Regions from separate parts of the Homo sapiens genome. Here region 1 is linked to region 2. The links are chromatin loops, found by intact Hi-C in ENCODE. Cell type or tissue: K562. All regions are shown on one strand. Links, peaks and the distances in the headings refer to the core of each region. The heading gives the core; the rest is flanking DNA. Region 1 holds the start of FAM95A (family with sequence similarity 95 member A). Region 2 holds the start of TEKT4 (tektin 4).

Evidence for each region. Peaks named below come from ENCODE experiments on the same cell type or tissue, not always from the same donor. Only the 100,000 strongest peaks of a DNase experiment are listed, where the experiment ranks them.
Region 1: it touches region 2 in a loop (6-fold over the local background); 1 of 110 quality-filtered maps calls a loop at or near these places.

Annotation. Positions count from the first base shown.
Region 1 is chr2:94,757,051-94,761,429 of GRCh38, forward strand. FAM95A (family with sequence similarity 95 member A) reads right to left here and starts at 4,134. Exons shown (of 3, transcript NR_038409.1): 1 at 2,231-4,134. It also overlaps the pseudogene CYP4F32P and the pseudogene ANKRD20A8P. In K562, for the core only: a CTCF peak has its summit at 2,293 (motif pointing right); a DNase peak (open chromatin) is centred at 2,331.
Region 2 is chr2:94,868,229-94,872,602 of GRCh38, forward strand. It overlaps TEKT4 (tektin 4), which reads left to right and starts at 3,202. Exons shown (of 6, transcript NM_144705.4): 1 at 3,202-3,849. The coding sequence starts at 3,352. It overlaps LOC442028 (a long non-coding RNA gene), which reads right to left. Exons shown (of 10, transcript NR_037597.1): 10 at 457-2,469. RefSeq lists enhancers at 1,999-2,512, 3,026-3,539. In K562, for the core only: a CTCF peak has its summit at 2,313 (motif pointing left); a DNase peak (open chromatin) is centred at 2,293; H3K27me3 peaks cover 521 bases.

The DNA.
Region 1 (4,379 bases), core at 238-4,237, 110 kb before region 2:
AGGTCCCTGCCAGCACCTGACTGCCACATTCCCCAAAGGGACCAGACTCCTCGGCACAGTAGCTGAGGTTTCTATAGGCACAGAGAAAACACTGTCCCAACTGTTGGAATGGAGTTGGGAGTGGAAAAAAGAATGTTTTTTCTCAGTGCTTAGACTTACCAATTGCTTCGTTTTATCACATGAAGGCTGTGTGGCACTTTGAAGTAGAATTAGTAATTTACATAATTACAAATTATGTGTTTTTTTTGAGATGGAGTCTCACTCTCTCGCCCAGGCTGGAGTGCAGTCACGCCATCTCGGCTCACTACAAGCTCTGCCTCCCGGGTTCACGCCATTCTCCTGCCTCAGCTTCCCAAGTAACTGGGACTATAGGCGCCAACCATCATGCCCAGCTAATTTTTTGTATTTTTACTAGAGACGGGATTTCACCAAGTTAGCCAGGATGGTCTCAATCTCCTGACCTCATGATCCGCCCGCCTCGGCCTCCCAAAGTGCTGGGATTACAGGCATGAGCCACGGCGCCTGGCTACAAATTATGTTCTTAAAAGAAGCTGTTCAGTGCCATGCCTGACACAAGGTGGAACTCCACGATGAGATATGTGTGAAGCCAGGGTGCCATGGTTACAAACAAGGACTCCAGGTGCAGACTGCTTGGTTCAAACCTGGACCAGCAGTATGAATTTTTGCAACTCTCTGTATTGCTCTTTGCCTCGGTTTTTTCATCTAACAACTAGAAGTAAAAACAAGGTTATTGTGAAAATTAAATGAATTAAAGTAAGCGGAATGCCTACAACAACACCCCCAGGCACACGGTCAGCACTGAGCATGTTTTTCATTACTACTCTTAATGAGGTAAGAATGAGAACACAGGCACCAGCCATGAGCCTGGGGTTTCTCTGGCAAAGGCCTCAGAGACCCTACTTTTAACATCCTCCATTCATTCATTTGACCCTGATAAGGGAGGAGTCTCATAGGAGAGGAGCAAGCCTCCACCTTGGGGCCAGACATCCCATGGTCAAAGTTGAACTCTACCACTGTTCAGCTGGGTGACTTTGGGCAAGTGACTTTCCCTCTCTGATTCTCATGTTCCTTTTTGATAAAAACAGCACAATGTCAGGCCTATGGGGATTGAAGGAGCCGAAAGAAAAATGTGTGTCTTAGTCTGAATTTCCTAGAAGTAGATCCTAAGGCAAAGATTCAAATATAAAAATTTTATTTGGAGATAACTCTAGGATATTAATTTGACTGCCAGTTCTTCCTTAGGGTGCTAATCCCAGGAAACACCAGTAGAGGAGTGGGGAACAGAGATAGGAAAGGAATGCAGCAGTTAAAGGGACTTTCATCAAGAAAGTTTCCACTGTGGCAGCCAGGACTCAGCCCTGCCAGGTACCTCTGAGAGACAGCATAGAACATGTGCCTCAGAGTCATCATACCCAGAACAAGGGAACTGGGTTATTTATCCACCAATACCCACCAGGCACTCCTTGGGGATCCTTCCAAGGTCATGATTGCTCCAGAATGTCCTGCCTGCACTGCAAGGGTCAGACCTGGGGTTGACGGCAAGGCCCCTGACAGCACCTCCAGCAATGAGCAAAAACACAGCCTGGTGTGCACAGTTTCAGTCATGCAGTGACTCCAACACACAAACACACACACATTCCCACACCGCACTCCAACACCAACAAAGTATATATGTACATACACATAAATGCATACATGACTGTTACCCACATAGATCTTAGTGACTCCATGGGATAGACGATAAGCTGGGAATCAGAGGAAAGAGCAAAATTAAGGGGAGTGAAAGTCTTAAGAACAAAATGCAAATTTAGGCTGAAAATGAAGGCGGAAGAGGAGTGGTCTGGACACCAAATGCCTGCTGCGTGGCACCTGCTCTACACACACTGTCACTAATTCTCCAAGCAGCCTCGTGGTGTAAAAGAAATTCCTCTCAATTTACAAATGACAGAAACATAGCTCAGAAAAGAAAACTGATTTTACTAATGTCTCAGCAAGTTAGTGGGTGATATGGACTCCCAGATCTTTCTGTCCACAAAGCCTACAAATTCTCCCTTGTTAGGCAGGCTGGGTACCAGGCCCTGCTTCTGGGCTCTGCTCCTTTTCCTGCTAGGCAATCATGGCAGAATTGACAGAGACGTCATCCCCCTTCACCAGCTGGAGCAGAGCCTATGAGAGGGGCTGGGGAACAGCCACGAGGCCTGGCACCCACCATTCAATGTCTTCAGAATTGCGGTCCCTCAGAACTCTTGCACCACGTGGTGGCAGCACTCCCAGTGTCTAGGTGTCTTCTGAGGTTGTACAGGATCCAGTAGAGGCCACTGGCTGTGCTGTCATATCCTGAGTGGCAGGCTTGGGTCTCTCGGCTGCTTCAGCACCAGAGGTTGGACAGCGCCCTTGCACTGAGGCCCTCAGAATGGGAGGGAAAGGAAGGGCAGAATGGAGTGATGTAGGGTCCATCCACCATGTCCCTGGATGGAGAGACCCCTATTCCCACAGTAGTCCACACCAGGACAACGATTGGCACTCACGAAGATGCCAGCCTTCATTTATATGTTCTTGTCTGACAACTCCTTCTCATTTTCATCCTGGAGGCAAGACCCCTGAACACACTAGCTCTGAGGACACCTGAGTGTAACCTGAGACATTCCCTGAAGACCTTTCATCAAAGCAGGATCCCTCCCTTGTCATCTCCAGACCTGCCCCACAAGCTCCCTCCCTGGTCTCCTGGCTCTTGTTCACTCCTTCCAGGCAGCCTTCCACAGTCATCTCTAAAACATATACGACTGTCCCTCCTTTATCCAACAACTTCTATGGCTCCCCAGAGCTCTCCAGATCAAGTTCAAGTTATTTGATCAGACACTTGATCTCAAGCTGCATTCTACCTCCTGAACTAAAATCCCGGAGAAGCCCACCTTGCTCAGCAAAAATGCATCACTGAAGTCCAAAATCTTGAATGTGGCCTTAGCCTTGAGGAAGTCATCAACACCCCGGCAAGTGAGGGTGAGGTGCTGCTCCAGGATGATGGTGTCTAAAGTTGTGCACCAGGTCATAGGCCCTGCAGAAGCATCTCCCCTCAGGAGTGAGGTAGTACAGGAAGTCCGTGCACAGGCAGATCTGCTGGTGCCATTACACTAAGAGGGCACTGAGCTCCAAGATGGTGGCAATATATTCACTGGGATTCCTGCAGGGTGAGCCTGGAGAGAGGAAGCAGCTCCATAATACATATGAAACCCTGGAAGCGCTTCCCAGCCAGAAACTCAGGACCACACTACATCCAGATACGGGTGCCCTCTGAGCACACTTGTCTCTCTGTCTCCCACTCTGAGCTGCCTCCTGGCCCCATATGCCCCAGCCTGGCCCAGGGCTTGGAGCCCAGCGGGTGTTCAGTCCATGGTGTTGGCTGCTCCCTGGGCCAGGAGACCCCTTGGTGGCTCTGTGACTCCTCCTGTGGAACCCCTCCCTCTGCCTTGAGACCTCCCAATTCCCATGGAAGCCCCCACAGCTCTGGATTGCCCCACCTGCCCTGGGATCCTCCAGCCCCAGAGGCCTTACTTGATGCCTTAGCCCTCCCAGAACATGACATGTTTCTCAGAATGTGGCTGATGTCCAGGGCCATCTGTAGATGTTTGCTGCGGACCTCTTGCTGTTTTCCTTTATGGTCTGTAGGGCAGGGCCAAGAGGAGAAACCAGCCCAATCTCAGAATGGACAAAAGGCTCACTGCCCCAACAGCAACCACCAAACAGTCAGCAGTGCTTCTGGATGAAAAACAGGTTTCATTCTGCAGAAAGCTCCTTGTTTGGCTTATTTTTGAAGCCAGGGAGGGGTACCAAGCTCAGCTTACCCGCGGTGCCTACATTAGCATCTGTGCCTAGGATGCGTGATGGGCTCCCACTGCAGGGTTGACATTCCCTCCAGCTGGAGACCTGGGCTCCTGATACCACCTGGCCTGTTTGTCCTGCTCTGGATGAGGGTGGAAAGGCTGTACCTGGTATTTCCCTAGGTCCTTGGTTTTCACCTTCCAGACATCCAGCAGGAGTGACCATGCCCAGCCCCACACCTGAAATGGGACTCCCTTGTACAGCAGCTGAAACATCTACAGATGGAAGAATGCTCTGGTGAGACAGGCCACAGGGGTCCCTGGGGAGGATCGGGGGCCGGAGGATTCTGGAGGTTTCCAGCCTTGGGCACTGTGGTTCCTCAAAGAGGTTAGGTTTACCTAGGACTAGGCCTCCCCTCCCATGATTCAAAGAGTGGATGAGTGCCCAGCATCAGGAACTCTGTTCTGGACCTATTTTTTCATTTAGGTCACCAAGAGACAACCCGTACCTCCCAAGCTAGGGACGGTCCAAGCTCTGGC
Region 2 (4,374 bases), core at 375-4,374:
GTCTCTAACCTGCAAACAAATCTATCAAGCAGACGGCACAGTACTGAATTTGAAACCAGAAATACTGGGTTTTTATATAAATGCTTCATAGATTTGTTTTATGATAAAGGGTACATAACTCTCCTAAACCTCACACCACCTCTTAAATAGGGACAGTAAGTCCACATCAACACGCCTGCCTTAGCTATTATTAAACTCTTACAGTATGATGTAAAGTGAAAGTACAATGTAACATCATTCCTAGGCCAACTTTGTCCAGTTTTATACAGAAACGTGCCAACTTTTCTGTTTGCAAGGATAATATCAAAGCAAACACCAGAAGGTTGTATCTTTGATGCATTTTTTCCAAATCATACACATAATAAACCAAAGACAAATGATGAATATTATTTCAGAAAATATAAAGTCTTCCCCTTTCTTCTTTTGCCAAGGAAGTCTAATATTTTCACCATTTTTATGCACACAATCAACTTTATTTAACCTGGAAGTTAATGTCTCATTGTTTTCATTGTTCTAAATAAACACCTTTTCCCTTGAGTATTGTTCTAAAAATTTTGAAGTCGTCTGAAAAATTTTGTTCTGATTTTTCACGGTTGTGTTGATGATATGCGAAAAGGAATACAGATGGTATTTAATTATGAACAAGAAAAGGTGTTAAATATCATTAGTCATTAGAAATTTGCAAATTAAGACCACAATGACTAACACATATATATCAGAATAGCTAAAATAAAAATAAAACATCAAACGCTGAGGAGCATGAGTAAAAACTAGAGCTTTCACACATTACTGGTGGGAATGTAAAATCGTACAGCTATGCCAAAAAGGAGTATAGTAGTTTCTTAAGAAACTAAAGGAACTCAAGTCCCCAGGCCTGCAGTCTGGGCCAAGGTCACAGGCCCTGGATCAATCAGGATGGGGTTCAAGGGCCTTCCTGGGGCCATCCAGTGTTCAAGGTGCCCTTTGGTGGCCTCATCTGCCCCTCCGCCCCTGAGCACGCCCCTCTGTCCCTCCAATCCTCCCTGTCACAGGGACGTCTGTCACAGAGCCATGCCCCACCTCCTGCTTTCTGGAGATGCCAACTGCCCTCCCCATCTCTGGGTCCTGACCAAGGTGCTCTAATGGACACCCCCTGACCCAGGTCTCAGGGAGCTGCCAGCACGATGGGTCCCTAAAGCTGAGATCCAGCAAGACACATGTGGCCTGAGGGTCCCACTCTCTGGCTGGCAGAACCCAGAGGTGGGAGCACACTGGAGTGTCCTTCAGGGCATCTTCACCCCATGAGAGGGCTGGGGGCTTTGGGAGTTTGCAGCTGGCAGGAGTGAGGGCCCAGTCTCCTATCTCTGATGCGTCCTTGGTCAAATCCTGTGCCTCAGCCTGCAGGGCCTATCGTGGTCACCACATGAATGTGTTCCCTTAGTCTGGGAGCCCCAAGCAGGCAGCACCCCCTGCCAACGACTTCAGGGCACCTGGAAGTGGAGGCTGAGAAGTCTCCCACTTCGCAGAGCTGGGCTCTGGCCCAGAGGCCTTCTCGTTGGCTCAGGTGGTCTCTCGGGCTCCTGGGGCCACAGATCAGGGGACAAACACGGGCAGCTCTGCTCTGCTCTGCCTAAAGAGAGGTGCCCAGTGAATGCAGGTTCCAGACAAAAGGTGGAGCCTGGCATCCTGCCCTGCGTGTGGGCTCCAGCCTGCTGCCATCTGGGGAAACTGAGTCATGGCGAGGCTCGAGGATGTTTCTCAGACCACACCAGTCCCTGAAGGTCCCCTGACCTCCCAATTTTGATGGACAGTAAGAAGAGGTTCCCAGGCCGCCTGCCACAGGTTCTGACTCGGCCTGGGTTAGGGTAAGTCTCCGGGCTGCTGTCCTCAAAAGCCCCATCAGGAGGCTGTGTCAGGCCAGGCGCACCGTGGTGACAGCAGCATGGACTGAGGGTTCTGGCCGCGGGAGAGGCCAGGACGGGGGGAGGTCAGGTCCAGGAGGAGGGCACTGGCCGGCACATGGTGGGGCTGGAGAGACCCTGGGCGGGGTGGTGGGAATGGCCCAGGAGGAGCTCCGGCTCCTGTGGCTGGAGTGAGGGTGTGGGCTGTGGTGGGAGAGGGGGTGAAGGTGGAGAGAACAGGGGCCCAGAGGTCTGTGCTGTAGGAAGGGTATGGACTTCCTAGTGAGGACTTTCTGGTGGGGGGCTCTCAGAGAAGAGGAGGCCGGAGGGGCTGGGGGTCCCCAGGACTGCATGCGCCAGGCAGACGGAGGGGAGGCCGAGCCAGGAGCCGCAGGCTTCTCAGTGCCAGACCAACGTCGCCCTCCGCTGGCCGTGTGGGGAATCGCGCCTAGGCTGGGGCTCCCCTGGCCCCAGGTTAGGGGGACTCCGATGTGTCCTGGGGCGCTTCCTGCCCATCCAGCCTCCGCCAGGCAGCCTGGCCCTGAATGGCTTTGAGGGCAGCCTCCGCAGCACAGGACCTGCCTCCGCCCTGTGGGGCAGATTTGGGCGTCTGACTCTGGACACTTACCCAGAGGCTGAATTCAACTCCCCAGCGAAGAGCACACTCAGACTCCCTCCCCGCTGTGCCCAGCCTGAGGGGACCCTGGCTTGGACTTGGGAGGAGAAGGCCAGAGGCCAGGGCCTGGCTCTCAGGCACTAGGTGCAGGAGAAAATGGAGCAGAGTTCCTGCAGGAACTGCCTCAGACTGCCCCCGAGGGGACCTGGCCTGGAACCCTCCCTGTGCTACCAGGCTGCTGTTGGGGCCAGGAGGGCAGGGAGAGCAGCCACCTGTACGGCATCAAGTAACACTATCAGTCAGCACACCCAACACCCACACGACAGCCACAGCCCTCTGCCCTGAGGTGGCTGCAACTGAGCAGAGTCTCCTGTCTTGTTCACCCTGAGCGCGGAGCTCCGCACAGGACAGGATCAGAGCGCAAACCAGGAACAAATGGATGAACCAAGGAAGGGGCCAGGGCAGTAGGTCCCCACCCACACCCTGAACCCTAAGGGTGGGACTCAGAGGCTGGAGACGGGCTGGCCCCAGGATCCTCTAAGTGACAGGAACCCTTGGCCACTGTTGATTGCCCCGAGGCGGGGACAGGGATGGTGGGGCTGGGGCTGCCTGGCCCTTTAAGAGGGCAGTTCTGCCCACCACCCTGAATGCCCCTCCCCTAGCTACTGGAGAAGAGATCCCGTTTCTTGGCAACAGGAAGCTCTTGGTTTACACAGTGTCACCCAAGCGACTGGGAGCCGCGTCCTGCTCTGGGACTGAGCCGTTGGAGCTGCCCCGCTGACCGCACTAGGCTGACCGCAACCGGCTGACCACACACAGTCCTCACTCCCCTGGCCCTGGTGGGCGGCAGGCACCATGGCGCAGACAGTGCCGCCCTGCGAGCTGCCCTGCAAAGAGTACGACGTGGCCCGTAACACGGGCGCCTACACGTCCTCCGGCCTGGCCACCGCCAGCTTCCGCACCTCCAAGTACCTGCTGGAGGAGTGGTTCCAGAACTGCTATGCTCGCTACCACCAGGCCTTCGCCGACCGCGACCAGTCGGAGCGGCAGCGGCACGAGAGCCAGCAGCTGGCCACAGAGACCCAGGCGCTGGCGCAGCGCACGCAGCAAGACTCCACGCGCACAGTGGGCGAGCGACTGCAGGACACGCACAGCTGGAAGTCGGAGCTGCAGCGTGAGATGGAGGCGCTGGCTGCGGAGACCAACTTGCTCCTGGCCCAGAAGCAACGGCTGGAGCGCGCCCTGGACGCCACAGAGGTGCCCTTCTCCATCACCACTGACAACCTGCAGTGCCGTGAGCGCCGCGAGCACCCCAACCTCGTGCGCGACCATGTGGAAACGGAGCTGCTGAAGGTGCCAGCACCCTTGGGTGGCCGGGATTTGTGGGCGCAGAGAGGAGGAGCCCCCCCCCCCGCAGTTCATGTGGACAAGCCACGTGGCTGCTGCAAGCACGCGGGAGCCCAGCCCTCTGCACGTGAGACCCCTGAGTCCCGAAATCTGGCCCCTTAGTGACAGGAGGCAGCTTTGCCCCAGAAGACCCCTGACTTCCAAGCAGCTGTTTCTCCTCTCCTCCTCTAATCCCTTTGAGTCCTGGCACAGTCATCCTGACCCTGGGCTCCCTGGGCTAAGCCACAAGGCACCTCCCCAGAGACCCTCCCTCGCTGGGACAGTTGCTCCCAAGGTGGAAACCCAGGTCTGGGCCAGCACTGCAGGTGTGGACAGGTAAGGTGGGGTGGGCTGGGAGCCACTGCTCCCATTCATCCTATACAGAGCCGGGGACACAAAGATCTGCACCCACAGGTCCCCTCTCCTCCATGTCCCCTATAACTTCCCAATCCACCCCAGCTTGTCTGTGGGGCAGCCCCACAGGGTGAGAGA